Regions from separate parts of the Homo sapiens genome. Here all the other regions are linked to region 3. A link is an interaction called in ENCODE POLR2A ChIA-PET data of the cell type or tissue named here. Cell type or tissue: PC-9. All regions are shown on one strand.

Region 1 (2,500 bases), 300 kb before region 3:
TCATAGCTCACTGTCCCGTCAAACTCCGAGGCTCAGGTGATCCTCCCACCTCAGCCTCCCAAGTAGCTAGGACTACAGGTGTGCACCACCATGTCCGGCTATTTATTTATTTTTGAGACAGGGTCTGGCTATGTTACCCAGGCTGGTCTCAAACTCCTGGCCTCAAGCAATCCTCCTGCCTTTGCTTCACAAAGTGCTGGGATTACATGTGTGAGCCTCTGTGCTCAGCCTCTTTTTTTTTTTTTTTTGGAGACGGAGTCTCACTCTTGTTGCCCAGGCTGGAGTGCAGTGGCGAGATCTCAGCTCACTGCAACCTCCGCCTCCTGGGTTCAAGTGATTCTCCTGCCTCAGCCTCCCCAGTAGCTGGGATTACAGGTGCCTGCCACCATGCCCAGATATTTTTTGTATTTTTAGTTGAGACGGGGTTTTGCTGTGTTATCCAGGCTGTTCTTGAACTCCTGACCTCAGGTGATCCGCCCGCCTCAGCCTCCCAAAGTGCTGGGATTACAGATGTGAGCCATCACGCCCGGCCTCATTTTAAAATTTTTTGCAAAGATGGGGTCTTGTTATGGTGTCCAGGCTGATCTTGAACACCTGGGCTCAAGAAAGCCTCCCGCTGGGGCCTCGCAAAGTGCTAGGATTACAGGTGTAAATCACCAAACCTGGCCAAGAATTAACATTCTATGCTTGAACCCTGGAGGCGGAGGTTGCAGTGAGCCGAGACGACACCACTGCACTCCAGCCTGGGCAACACAGCAAGACTTTGTCTCAAAAAAAAAAAAAAAAAAAAAAAAAAAAGAATTAAGATTCTATTATACATAAACATGAAAAGCTGGAAAGGCTGAGAGATAGTCAAGCACCTTGGCAGTTGAATAAGGAAATCTGAGGTTAGAGAAGTCTGGGCTATAGATGTAGCTTTGATCCAAGTGTGGTTTCTCACTAACAAAAAATAAATAAATAAATAAAATAAACAGAAAAAAATAGCTTTGGGAATTGTCACCTTCAGTTTGCACTTCTGGGTCTATCAGGCCTCAGGAGCTGTTAGCCAACTGTTTCCCTGAAACAACAGCCTCAGGGGTCAAACAGGTTTCAGAATTGACAACACTTCCATTGTCCTGCCCAGGGGCACCCCTCAGCAAGGCGTAGGCAACTACTCTGGCCCCAGGGAACCCTTTCCACCACCCTCCTAGGATCCACAGCACTTCTACCTATGCTGCGCAGGGGAGCCTCTCAGCAAGGCACAGATATCTCTGGCCCCAAGGCGCCCCTCCCACCACCCTCCCGCAGACTCGGGGCGGTCGGCTCGGGTCGCGGCACCCCCTGGCGGCGCGCGGCGGGAACTGCATCAAGGTGGGTACGCACCGAGGTCCGGCCCCTGAACAGGCGCACGGGCTGGCTTGGGTCCCCGGTGCTGAGTGCAAACGTGCAGAGCGCATAGGCTGACTTGTCCTCGAACCCGGCCAGGAGCTGGTGGAGACCTGCGGGTGGGCAGTGAGGGCTCAGTGCATCCCTAATGGCCAACTCCCACCCCCACTCCCAAGACGCCCACTAAGGGTGGGGAGGGAGGAATTCCCTAAAAGGGGAAATTAGGTCTCAATTGGGGTAGCGGGGGCGGCAGAGCCCAAGGCAGTGGGACTAGGCTTGAAATGGAAGTCTCTGGGCATTCTCGCTTCCCTCTGGCACAGGCTGACGATACAAGGCTTTATTTAAAGTCAGAAAACTAGCCAATGCAGTGTGGACCTTGTTTGATTTCCTGATTCAAAACTAACCAACTGTAGGCCGGGCGTGGTGGCTCATGCCAGTAATCCCAGCACTTTGGGAGGCCGGGTCGGGCAGATTATGAGGTCAGGAGATCGAGACCATCCTGGCTAACACGGTGAAACCCCGTCTCTACTAAAAATACAAAAAAATTAGCCGGGCGTGGTGGCTGATGCCTGTAGCTCCAGCTGCTCGGGAGGCTGAGGCAGGAGAATGGTGTGAACAAGGGAGGCGGAGCTTGCAGTGAGCCGAGATCGGGCCACTGCACTCCAGCCTGGGCGACAGAGCGAGACTCCATCTCAGGAAAGAAAAAACAAAAACAAAAAAAAACCCACAAAAACTAACCAACTGTAATAGGCACTTTTTCTACAACCAAGGAAATCCAAAAAATGATTATGTAGTATTTTAAAATGATTATAGTTTACTTGTTTAACAGTTTTTAAATTTTTCACCTTTTAGAAATACAGTGGCTGCACTCGGTGGCTCATACCTGTAATCCCAACACTTTGGGAGGCCAAGGCGGGTGGGTTGCTTGAGCTCAGGAGTTTGATATCAGCCCCAGCAACATAGCAAGACCTCACCTCTACAAAAAACACAAAAATTAGCTAGGCATGGTGGCTTACACCTGTAGTCCCAGCTCCTCAGGAGGCTAAGGTGGGAGGATGGCTTGAGCCCTGATGGTGGGCAGTGAGCCGAGATTGAGCCACTGCACTCCAGCCTGGGCAACACAGGGAGACCCTTG
Region 2 (2,500 bases), 1.4 Mb after region 3:
TTTTTCGGATAAGGAGGGTATGTAAGGAAGAGAGGCGAAAGGGGAAGGGGTGTCTGCAGTGAGCTAGAGAGCAAGTCTTCTTGCCAAATAAGGAAAGGAATGTGAGCTGGTACTGATAACACCTGGTACTGTGGCGTGTCTGGGCATGTGACAAAGACAGAAAGGAAGAAAAAAGAGAAAAGTGAAAAAGGGGTGGGGAGGTACTATGAATTAAAGAATAAAGGATTGATCAGGCTATTTGAAGAGAAACCTCATCATATCCCACATGGATATCAGCTCAACCACAGCAGGATAGGGCACCGTGAGGCCCCTTTTCAGGTCCTAGCTCCAGGATGATATTTCTTGACACACTCTGGGCCACAAGGGAACCCACTGCCTTGAAGGAAAGATCCCACTCCTGGAAGCATTCATCACCTGCTAACTAAAGAGACATTGTGCCCTGAATAACCAGCAGCAATACCCGGGTACTACGTTGAGGGACTTGGGTGAGACTTTCTGGTTCAGGTGAGACTCAGCACATGACTCACCACTCAGTCGTGGTGGCTATGAGGCAAGGCTCCTTCCACTTGAGAAAAACAGAGGGAAAAAATATGAAGGACTTTGTCTTGCACGTTAGGTACCAGCACAGCCACAGTGGGGTGGAGCATTAAGTGGTTTTTTGGGGTCCCCAGTTCCAGGACTTTGCTGGTGAATAGCATTTCTAGACCTATCCTGGGCCAGAGGGAAGCCCACTGCCCTGAAGGGTGAGTTCCGGGCCAGGCAGCATTCACCACAAGCTGACTGAAGAGCCCTTGGGCCTTAAAGGAACATTGGCGGTAGTCTGGCAATACTCCCTATAGGCTTGTGGTGGTGTTGGTCATGGGGTGAGACTCCTCTGCATTTGGAAAAGAGAAAAGAGTGGGAAGAACTGGATCTTGTAGTTTGAGTGCCAGCTCAGCCACAGTACGATAGAATGCCAGATAGATTTCTAAGGCTTTTTACTCTAGTTCTTGGCTCCCAGATGGCACCTCTGGACATGCCCAGAGCCTGAGGGGAACTTGCCATCCTGAAAGAAAGAACACAGGTCTGGCTGGCTTTGCCACCTTCTGATTATAGAGCCCCAAGGCATTGAGTGAACATAGGCCACAGCTAGGGAGTGGTTACAGCAGGCCTTGGGACTCAGTACTGTTCTGGCTTCAAGTCTGACCCAGCACAGTCCTAGCGGTGGTGGCCACAGGCTGCTGTTTCACTCCACTCCCAGCTCCGGGTGACCCAAAACAGATAGAGAGACACCATTCATTTGGGAGAAAATAAGGGAAGAGAACAAGAGTCTCTGCCTGGTAATCCAGAGAACTCTTTTGGATCTTGTCCAAAAGAAGTTATCAAGAAAGTATCTCTATTGGTCTGCAAGAACCAGAGTGTTACTGGGCTTGGAGTGCCTCTTAAAGCAGAAATAGATGCAATTACAACACCAAGTCTTTTTTAATATCTGGAAAGCCTTCCCAAGAAGGATGGATACAAACAAGCTCAGACTAAGAAGACTGCAATAAATACCTAACTCTTTAATGCCCAGACACCGAAGATGCATTTACAAGCATCAACACCATCCAAGAAAACATGACCTCACCAAATGAACTAAATAAGAAACCTGGGACCCATCCTGGAGAAAGGAGATATGTGACCTTTCAGACAGATAATTCAAAATAGCTGTTTTGGGGAAACTCAAAGAAATTCAAGACAACACAGAGAAGGAGTTCAGAATTATATCAATAAATTTAACAAAGAGACTGAAATAGTTAAAAAGAATCAAGCGGAAATCTGGAGGTGAAAAATGCCATTAGCATATTGAAGAATGCATCAGTGTCTTTTAATAGCAGAATTGATCAAGTAGAAGAAAGAATTAGTGAGCCTGAGGACAGATTATTTGAAAATACACAGTCAGAAGAGACAAAAAAAGAATGAAAAACAATATAGCATTCCTACATGCTCTAGAAAATAGCCTCCAAAAGGCAAATCTAAGAGTTATTGGCCTTAAAGAGGAGGTAGAGAAGGAGATGGGGTCGAAAGTTTTTTCAAAGGGATAATAAGAGAGAACACCCCAAACCTAGAGAAAGATATCAATATCCAAGTACAAGAAGGTTATAGAACACCAAGAAGATTTAACCCAAAGAAGAATACCTCAAGTCTTCTCTTAATAATCATTTAATAATCAAACTCCCAAAGACACTTAATAATCAAACTTTATCTAAAGGTAAAGAAAGGATCCTAAAAGCAGCAAGAGAAAAGAAAAAATGACATTCAATAGACCACCAATACATCTGGCAGCAGATTTTTCAGGGGAAATCTAACAGGCTAGGAGACAGTGGCATGACATATTTAAAGTGCTGAAGGAAAAAAAGCTTTTACTGTAGAATAGTACATCTGGTGAAAATATCCTTCAAATATGAAGGAGAAATAAAGACTTTCCCAGACAAGCAGAAGCTGAGGGAATTCATCAACACCACACCCATCCTACAAGAAA
Region 3 (2,500 bases):
CTGGGATTACAGGCGTGAGCCACCACACTCAGCTCATTTTTGTAATTTTAGTAGAGATGGGGTTTCACCATGTTGACCAGGCTGGTCAACTGATCTGCCCGCCTTAGCCTCCCAAGTGCTTAGATTACAGGTGTAAGCCACCACACCTGACCATATATCACAATTTGTTTAACTATTCTCCTGTTTTTGGACACCTGATTGGGTTACAGTTTTTCTGGCTATAATACATAAAGCTGCAGTGAACATTTGTATGTGCACTTTTGTGTAGACATATATTTTTCATTTCTCAAAGGTGGATACCTAGAATTGAAATTCCTGGGTTATTAGATACGTGTATGTTTTGCAGATATTGCCAAAGAGTTTTCTAAAACTATAGAGTTGGTTTACATTCCCACTTAAAAAACTTGGAGATCATCTGTGATCTACTCAAGAAGCTTTAATTCAATGCTGGCAGGGCATTAACTTTGGTCTTTTTATTTTTATTTTTTTGAGAAGGAGTTTCATTCTTTGGTGCCCAGAATGGAATGCAGTGTGCGATCTCAGCTCACTGCAACCTCTGTCTCCTGGGTTCAAGGGATCCTCCTGCTTCAGCCTCCCGAGTAGCTGGGATTACAGGCACATGCCACCACATCTGGCTAATTTTTGTATTTTTGGTAGAGATGGGGTTTCACCATGTTGGCCAGGCTGGTCTTGAACTCCTGACCTCAAGTGATCTGCCCGCCTCGGCCTCCCAAAGTGCTGGGATTACAGGCGTGATCCACCATGCCCAGCCTGACTTTGGTCTTTTTTTTTAAAAAAAAAAAGCTCTTCAAGTGATTCTGATTCATAATCAGGTTAAGAAGTATCTTAAAGGATAATTACAATGTTTATAATAATAAAAAAATAAGCTACTCTTACAGCTTAGAAACGAAATGAAGCAGGAAAGCATGTGATGTTAGCTTTATTTAAGGACACTACTTGGCTGGCAAAAGCCTCCTCACAGTTCTGGTTTTATTTCTCTTACCTTAGTTATTTGAACTGCATCATCCATTACCACTCAGTGGAATTCCATAAATACCTTTGTTTTTTTTTAGTTGTGTCACCTGCAACAAAAGGAAAAATACCTTTAGAAATATACAACATCCCTGAGCAGATTGTTCTAGCTTAGGAATTCAAGCCCAGCCTAGGCAACATGCAAAATCCCATCTCCACAAAAAGTAGCCAGGCAGGGTGGCACATGCCTATAATCCCAGCTACTTAGCAGGCTGAGGTGGGAGGACTGCTTGAGCCCAGAAGGTGGAGTTTCCAGTGAGCTGAGATTGTGCCACTGCACTCCAGCCTGGGAACAGAATGAGACCCAGTCTCAAAAGAAAATAGCCAGGAGCGGTGGCTCATGCCTGTAATCCCAGCACTTTGGGAGGCCGAGGTGGGTGGATCACTTGAGGTCAGGAGTTTGAGACCAGCCTAGCCAACATGCTGAAATCCTGCATCTACTAAAAATACAAAAATTAGCTGGGCATGGTGGCACGCATCTCTAATCTCAGCTGTTCAGGAGGCTGAGGTAGAATTGCTTGAACCCGGGAGGCAGAGGCTGCAGTGAGCCCAGATCGCGCCACTGCACTCCAGCTCAGGCGACAAAGTCAGACTCCATCTCAAAAAGAAAAATAAGGCCAGGTGCGGTGGCTCATGCCTATAATCCCAGCACTTTGGGAGGCCGAGGCAGGCGGATCACCTGAGAAGTCAGGAGTTCGAGACCAGCCTGGCCAACATGGTGAAACCCCGTCTCTACCAAAAATACAAAAATTAGCCAGGCACGGTGGTGGGTGTCTGTAATCCCAGTTACTTGGGAGGCTGAGGCAGGAGAATTGCTTGAACCCAGGAGGGGGAGGTTGCAGTGAGCCGAGATCGTGACAGTGTACTCCAGCCTGGGCAACAGAGTGAGACTCCATCTCAATCAATCAATCAATCAATCAATAAAACAGCCCTATTTAAACATTATGGATTGTTTTGGAGAGTGGAGTATATCCTAACAAGATGTTTCACAGGGGTGTGCTTAAAATTCCAGGAGCCACAGAACAAAGCTCCATCTTAAATAGTTCAGATTTCTGAATAGCTCATAGGTCTTTCCAGTAAGGGTAGTATAGAACACTCCTCCCTGTCCCAAAACTTGGACTATGCCACCATAGGGTTGTTTATATACCATTAGGCCCTTCCCTAGGGAACATATGGCAGTGTCTAAAGATAGTTTTGACTGTCACAACTAATAGCAGGGAGGCTGGGCTACTGGCATCTAGGGGATAGAGGCCTAGGATGCTGCTAAGCATCTTACAAATCACAGGACAACCCCCTATAACAAAGTATCCAGTCCCAAATGTCAACAATGCCAAGGCTGAAAATCTCTACATTGATCAAAGATCTATCTCTAGTCAATGACTGTGCAAAGTGGTAGTACAAGAGCCTAGCCATTTCTACCTCTTGTGGTATTCCTCTATCAGGCAATCTGGGTGGGCAGAGACTTCGT

The links. Peaks named below come from ENCODE experiments on the same cell type or tissue, not always from the same donor. Only the 100,000 strongest peaks of a DNase experiment are listed, where the experiment ranks them.
Region 1: POLR2A ChIA-PET joins it to region 3 with 28 read pairs; 3 of 35 experiments call an interaction of 5 or more read pairs at or near these places.
Region 2: POLR2A ChIA-PET joins it to region 3 with 6 read pairs; 2 of 35 experiments call an interaction of 5 or more read pairs at or near these places.

Annotation. Positions count from the first base shown.
Region 1 is chr20:3,217,495-3,219,994 of GRCh38, reverse strand. ITPA (inosine triphosphatase) reads right to left here. Exons shown (of 8, transcript NM_033453.4): 6 at 1,363-1,478. Among named protein-coding and RNA genes, the nearest start is that of ITPA, 9.2 kb to the right of the region's middle. RefSeq lists a silencer at 1,124-1,393. In PC-9, CTCF peaks have their summits at 1,129 and 1,329 (motif pointing left); a DNase peak (open chromatin) is centred at 1,064.
Region 2 is chr20:1,498,232-1,500,731 of GRCh38, reverse strand. No RefSeq gene overlaps it. Among named protein-coding and RNA genes, the nearest start is that of SIRPB2, 8.1 kb to the right of the region's middle. RefSeq lists a silencer at 1-142 and an enhancer at 1-152. In PC-9, no CTCF peak of the experiment used is centred here; DNase peaks (open chromatin) are centred at 539 and 971; H3K27ac peaks cover 1,179 bases.
Region 3 is chr20:2,921,789-2,924,288 of GRCh38, reverse strand. It overlaps PTPRA (protein tyrosine phosphatase receptor type A), which reads right to left. Exons shown (of 24, transcript NM_001385305.1): 2 at 1,004-1,082. Among named protein-coding and RNA genes, the nearest start is that of PTPRA, 50 kb to the right of the region's middle. RefSeq lists an enhancer at 1,060-1,560. In PC-9, no CTCF peak of the experiment used is centred here; a DNase peak (open chromatin) is centred at 1,068; H3K27ac peaks cover 819 bases.